Regions from separate parts of the Homo sapiens genome. Here region 1 is linked to region 2. The links are chromatin contacts, found by Hi-C or POLR2A ChIA-PET in ENCODE. All regions are on one chromosome and are shown on one strand. The core of a region is the stretch at or near the end of the contact, and the rest is flanking DNA. Distances in the headings are between cores, read along the strand shown. Region 1 has its middle 120 kb from the start of CASC18. Region 2 holds the start of CASC18 (cancer susceptibility 18).

Region 1 (3,429 bases), core at 264-2,763, 120 kb before region 2:
ATGCAGCAATCTGATTAGATTTTTCTCCTTGTGGTTCCCTGTGAAAGAGGAAGAGCCGACGAGAAAGCGCTGAGGTCCCAGCCCTGGGGGATGAATGATTGGCCAGTTTCCATTTTTAGCTTTCCTGACTTCTATGGCCTAGAGAATTGAAGTCAACATCAGGAAAGCCCCCTTCTAATAGAGCAGGCTAGCAATTGTATGGCAAGCTGACTTAGAAGCATTCATGGAGTTAATACAAACACACCGAGCTTGACGGACTCAACCTGCAGAGACCATTTCTATTAACATTCTCCCTCCAACTTGGGGTCCTTGTGGCCTCTCCCTCTTCCTCACCCTGATCTCCTTCGTGGTCTCATTTTCCAGGCCATTGAGGTTTCAGGAAAATGACAAGAAACTGAGAGAAAGCCGGGGGACATGAGGGCAGAAAAGGGACCGTTGGTTTTAATTTCAGCTGTGTTCTTAATTCTATCCCCAGCCAGCTTCCAGGGCCTTCTGGGGCTGGGGGAGTGGCCAGCCACCTTCCTGCTCTGCAATCCCAAACATTCATTAAATTTTCCTGTTTTAACACATCACTAACAACAACAACAATAAATAGCAAAATTGATGATGAGTCTTCTAGGTGTCCCAAGTGCACTGAGGCCTGACATTCCTTATGTCATTTAATCCTCACAATGCCCCTGTGAGGAAGGGGCTATTATAGTTTCCAAAGGGGTTAACTGCGGCACAACAAATTTATGTAACTGGGAAACATTGTAGAGCTTGGATTTGAACCTATCCATTTTTAGTCTGGGCCCTCTGTATGTAATCATGGCATCAAAATGTACTATTTTGCTGTTAAGTTGGGAGGCTTGAGATTACTACATGGAAAGCCTGCCATACCCAGCTCCTAGAAGGAGATCACTAAGGATCATAATCAAGGTACAAGTGTAGGAGGGGGCCAAGGATTCAGCCTAGAGGAGTGGAGGAAGGGCTTGGTGTGGTCAACTTTTTAATCTGTGAAATTGGAAATTTCTTTCTACCTCCCTTCACCCCAAGTACCTGGCAGAGTCTCTGCCCACTGAAGGCATTTCTGAAACATTTGCTGACTTGTAATTGTGAATGGAACTAAGCAATAAAAGGATCAAGGACTAGCGATGTACTCCAGCAGCCAAGAGACTTGAAAGAACCAGGAAAATACTGCTAAATATTCTGAAAAATATTACTTAGTAAGTTGATAAAAGTAACTAGAAGAAATTCCATGTTGGTACTAATGACAAGATGCAGGGAGAAAGGACTTTTTTTGAGGGCTTTCTTTTGCAAACAGCTTACAAACAAAAGAAGGAATCAATGGACACATGATGTTTCCCCTCCACGGGGGAGAAATGCCAGGTTAATGACTGCAGAGGCCAAACCATTTACAAAAATAGCAATATTTCTTGCACAATCAAGCTCTGAAAATGCACCAGCAAGCATGAGGAGGTTGCGTTAACAGCCAGGGACACACTGGAAGCTACTTGTTTCATTAAGTGACCCAGTCCTCTCAAGGCCAACACAAGCAAAGAATTTTGTGGCCTACCTCTGAGTCAACATTGAGAGGAGGCCCCTAATGAATGAAAATGCATTGAGTTCTTCCATCGAAAGGATGTGGCAGGCCCAGAGCCAGATCGAATTATTAGACTGGATTTATTTCAGGCCCTAAGTTTAACCAGCTGGAGTTCTTTTGAAAGTACCATCCTATGAAAACTTTTGAATAGAGGAATTTGCCACTTAATGGGGTTTGATTAGAGACAGAACACAATGTCCTTGGCTTGTATCCTCCTTCTGTACAGTATGCCCTCCACCCAGCTCGGGCCATCTGCAGTGCATGTCAGCTTAAGGGCTGCAGGCAAGGTGCTCAAAGAGCAAGGGTCTCCACAGATTTGATCTCTCTTTGAGTTGATGCTGCTAATGAACTTGTAACTCTTAGCAGGCCACCAGAGAAGAAACTGCCAAGAGTGAGGACAAGAGGGAGAAAGAAATAAGAATGAGCTAGGCTGGAAAAGCCATGGAACCATACCTGGGGAATGGTTTAAAGTCCACACACACCTTCCTCTCTGTACACAGGATGTACACTTGCTAACACAGCTTTAGCCAAGAACTCAAGTCACATAAACACTGCCATCCTGGGCTTCACTTTAATAGAAACATTCTTCTTCTCTTTGTTTTCAGATAAACAAATAGAGATGGATGAAATCCAAAGTGGAAATTAGAATGATGAAAGACTGACATTACATATAGTAATTCTATTAAGCATTTATAATATATCTCCACACATATTATAAAAATCTGAAGGATTTCTATCAAAATATTAGCAATGGGTACCCCTAGATGGTGAAATTAGAAATGATTTTCAACACATCTTCTTTTTTTCTCATTTTTTATTAAAATGTTTTCATAAGTGAACATGAATTGCCTTTGTAATTGGAAAACATTTTTTAAATTTTAAAACATGAGAAGCCAATATATGAAACTGATTGAACTATTTATTACTCTAAAATGTGTAAAAAGCAAAGATGATTGATGCTAAGGGTAGAGGTTAAGGCAATGTATTCAATAACTGAGGGAAGGAAGTGAGAAATCTTCTGGGAATAACTCCTTTGAACTATTCAGTGTGCTGACCCAGCGTCTGACAATGTCACATGCTTATTGGCCTTTACCAGGCAACATTTTTTTCCTGATGTATATACTGAATTTGACATAGCCTCACACATAGATTGCCCGTGCAGGATCTTTTTTTTAAAGAAAAACAACCATTTGTATTCATTTTTTCTCCCAAGTGCTCAAAGCCATAATATCAACTGCAAGTAAATTGTACATGTTGAATGACTGAATGAAGAAACCAAGACAGTAAAAGACATAACCCTTGCCCTGAAGGAATTCACCACTTAGTTGGAGACGTAAAACCCAGTACATGAAACAACTGGATGACAAAATTAAGAAGGGAGTTATAGAAGGATAGTTGGAGAAGGGGGTTAACACTTATTAATGCCTACTGTGTGCAGATTTTGCTAAATGCTTCCTATAAGGTACCTCATTCAGTCCCTTAACCAACCTATGCAGTAGGTATCATTTTCTCCACTGACAACAGAAGGAATCAGGGTTCAGAGAGTTTATTTTCAAAGATGCCACAGCTGGCAGGGCACTGAGCCAGGAAAGAACTTAGGGCCTTCTGAACCCCAAGTCAGTGTTGGATCTGCTCTACCCCCACGCCCCTTCCATGCAGGTCTTGTGTAAGGGAAGAATTTACAGTGAGGGTGTGTACTATGCATCAAGCCTGGAAAGGAAAGAACATGACAAGTGGATTTGGCAAGAGATGTTCCTGTAGTGCTGGTGCAGCCTGGCTCTTTGAATTTATCCATCTTCCTTCCACACACACCCAATAATACATGAAGGTGGGTTCCAACACTCTTG
Region 2 (3,295 bases), core at 347-2,846:
CACAATTCAAAGTATCACTTTTCCGGATGAATAACGCCTAGTATTTGATAGCACAAAACGAGGACTGTAGTCAATAATAATTTAATTGTACATTTTTTTAAATGCCCAAATTATTTAAATTTCAGAAAGAGATGGGCCCTTCAGGGAGAGGAAGGCTCGGCTGTCTTAATCTCTGGGAGCCCTGTAGAAGAATGAGAAGACAAACAGCTGACTTTTTTCTAATTTTTAACAGCTACTTGTGGACCAAGGTGACACTTAGGAATCCCAAGAAGCTCCAGCCATAAAGGGAGTCGGTATCCTTCCTCCAATTGTAAACCCCAGCACTCCCACTGAACACACTGGCCATGCCAAAAGTTCACACATCGGCCACGCAAAGAGCTCAAAGAGATCCATTCAGTACCTGGGAAGGCACGATCACTACGGGGAGAATCAGAAACCACGCGATCGCCAGGTGGCCTTCAAAGAAGCCTCCTCCCAGAAGGTCCAGAATCCCATCCAGAGACATTTCTGTCACTCTTCTCAAGCCACCTCATCATCTCTCTCTGCAGTTGAACTGCTGATGTTTCTGAGATTGTGGGTTTGTTCAAAATGAAGCTTGGCAGAATCATAATTTATAGGCTAATATTTTGTAAGTAGAGACAATTCATGACTTAGAATCTTATGAATAAATTGCTCCTGTTTTATTGCTCTGTGTGTGTGTGTGTGTGGGTGTGGGTGTGGGTGTGGGTGTGTGTGCATATAACTTTTCTTTTTCCACGTTTACCTCTTGAGTGGGCCCATTAAACTGAGAAGTACTGCGTGAGGTCTTGAGATAGCACAAGCCTTCGCCACCCCTGTAAAGGTGTGACGTGTGTCTAGGCAAAACCCTGGCAGGTCTCCAGGCGGTCCTTCTGAGTTAGGGCTCTGAACACTCTCTCTTAAAGCCCTGAGCTATGAACACAGCTTTGAACGGGACAGAGAAAGACCAAGTCAGAGGGGGAGCAGCTGTGTCTTTCTCCTCTCTGCTTCATTATAGACAAAATTGACCTCTGGGCCAAGTCTCATTAACTAATTGAAGAGTTCATAGTCACACAGTGTTTCTCAAAACGAGATTCAGAGAACACGAGCATCAGAAACACCTGAAGTGTTTGTTGGAATTGCAGCTACCTGGGCCCCATTTGGTGCCTGTTGAATCAGAATCTGTGGTATAAGAACCTAAGATCTGCATTTCCAATACACTTATAAGTTGAGTGTCAAGCACAGTAAAGTTTGGGCAGCCCGTCCCTTAATCTTTTCACATCCCGTCAGATTACAGATTTATATTTTAACAAAAGCCTTTATTTCCATAAGCCAACAGGGGAACTTCAGATACTGCTGTGGGGCAGCAGGGGAGATGTTGTTAAGCAAAGGGAGAAGGGCTTCCAGCGCCTCTTGATTTTTTCTGCAGAGGTAGCTGCACATGCAGCTGGTCAGAGTTTACCTTCTATGTCCTACCCCTGTGAATGCACCCCAGAGCTGGAGCACGCATTGAGGTCAGGGGGGCGCCTACCTGGAAGGACCTACCTGGAAACTGGATATCCAGTGAGGAGAGGAGAAGGGGCTGTCAGAAAATCAGCTCACCTCTAGACGGCGGCAACTCAGATAAGAGGAGCTTGTACTTCCGGTCTCTCCTCCCTCATCCCTTTCTGGTTGGGAAATTTTGTTCAAGCTACCGCTGTATGCTTCTGTTTTCTCTGAAGAAAATGGAGACTAATATTTATGCCTGCCTCAATAAATACATTTTTATTATAATTAATTTTGAAAGGTCCTGAGATTGGTAGGAAGATCACGTCCTCAGAGGCAGGTGTTGTGAACAGTGGATATGAAGTTGCATGGAAAATCTTCCACATGCTCAGTCCATCCCCAAGGGAAAAGGAATGTCTGGTGGGAAGTGAAGAGCTCTGAGCCCCTGCCTTCTCTGCTGCAGCACCCACCATCTTCCTCTTCTATTCCAGCCATGCGAGGCTTTTTTCTATTCCTTGAACCCAACAAACATTGCTCGTCTTCAGCCAGGATTGGGAAGCACTGCTCAATCCACTGCTGTATATAAATCTAGCTCACGGGTTGGGACTTTTCAGGCAGGGAAAGGCTCATTAGGAAACTGAGGCTGATTTTGGATGTTTCCAGGTCAGGAAGGTTGTATGTGTAGGTTTTCTTCTGCATTGGGCACAGAACATTGGATGGTCATTCTCATTCCCATCTTTGGCAAGGGCTGGGATGAAGTATGTGCTGGTGGTTCCTGAGCTGCCTAGCAGAGACGTGGGCTTGGGGAGGAGGACATTTTCTTTCCAGCAGGTGCTCGAGAGGACTCAAAGAGGTGATGAATGGAGCAAACAGAGCCTGGACTCCATCCAGGTAGACAGGGCTTATACCCAAATCTGTCACTTACTAGTTGTATGATCTTGGTTAAGCCTTAGTTTCCTCCTCTATAAAATGACTCTAAATAGTAACACCTACCTCAGAGTTGTTATGAAGATTAACAGACATAAGGTGTGTAAACCAATTACACTGTGTCTAGTACACATGACTGCCCTGTTCATACTAACTATGGTGATTTGATGTTTGGGAGCCACGCTTTTTAGTCTTTAAGGTCTGTGTAATCTCGCTGTCTTGTTTTATTTTATATTTCCCCATTTATTCTCTATTCTCGCTCCTGTTTCCTCCCATTTCCCTCTCCTGTCTTCCTTCCTGGGATTTCTTATATGTCCTTAGATTATCTCCAAAAAACACAGAACTTGGTTTTGTGTGTATATTAAAGTTTAATATCCTTAAGTAGTAACGTGCTATAAATCGTTTACCACCTTTTGCACTCAACACTAAGATTTTTAGAGGTATCCATATTATGGTTTGCCAGTGGTTCTCAACTTCACTATGAAACAGAATCACTTGGGAGCTTTTGAAAAATTTCAATACCTGGACCTCCATTCCAGTTATTCTGATTTAATTTGTCTAGGGTGCGGGCCAAGCCTCAGGTCATTCTAAAGTGCAGCCAGGATTGAGAAGCACTGCTCAATCCACTGCTGTATATAAATCTAGCTCACAGGTTGGGACTTCTCAGGCAGGGAAAAGCCCGGGGTTCACCTTTTTCTGCCTCACCAAGTCTCTGCAGTAAAATCAGGTGATGACGACCCTAAGGACAGCGTTAAAAGGAAAAAGAAGAGAGGAGAAGGCAACTTGCAGCCTAAGGCATATGTAAGAAAGAGCAGAAATCAGAACTCCTACTCTGCCCTATTTGTCAGAGTCATGTTATTGATTCATCTGTTCGTCCATTTAATCA

The links. A loop is a pair of places that touch in the nucleus more often than their neighbours do. ChIA-PET counts read pairs that join two places held with the same protein, here RNA polymerase II (POLR2A). Pooled maps may share reads with other maps.
Region 1: a map of gastrocnemius medialis shows a loop between it and region 2 (2.1-fold over the local background). The contact joins the enhancer-like site here to the promoter of CASC18 in region 2. A Hi-C loop is called at or near these places in 3 of 168 maps with a recorded cell type or tissue (aorta, endothelial cell of hepatic sinusoid and gastrocnemius medialis) and 6 of 50 pooled maps. POLR2A ChIA-PET finds 5 or more read pairs at or near these places in 1 of 52 experiments (BJ).

The regions. Positions count from the first base shown.
Region 1 is chr12:105,818,980-105,822,408 of GRCh38, reverse strand. No RefSeq gene overlaps it. Among named protein-coding and RNA genes, the nearest start is that of CASC18, 120 kb to the right of the region's middle. Within about 2 kb of position 1,513, at least 9 of the 41 ENCODE cell types and tissues checked have a DNase peak (open chromatin) inside an H3K27ac peak, as active enhancers do; they include gastrocnemius medialis, where a contact is called at or near this core.
Region 2 is chr12:105,702,504-105,705,798 of GRCh38, reverse strand. It overlaps CASC18 (cancer susceptibility 18), which reads right to left and starts at 1,596. Exons shown (of 5, transcript NR_110109.1): 1 at 1,543-1,596. It overlaps LOC105369959 (a long non-coding RNA gene), which reads left to right. Exons shown (of 3, transcript XR_945309.3): 3 at 233-683.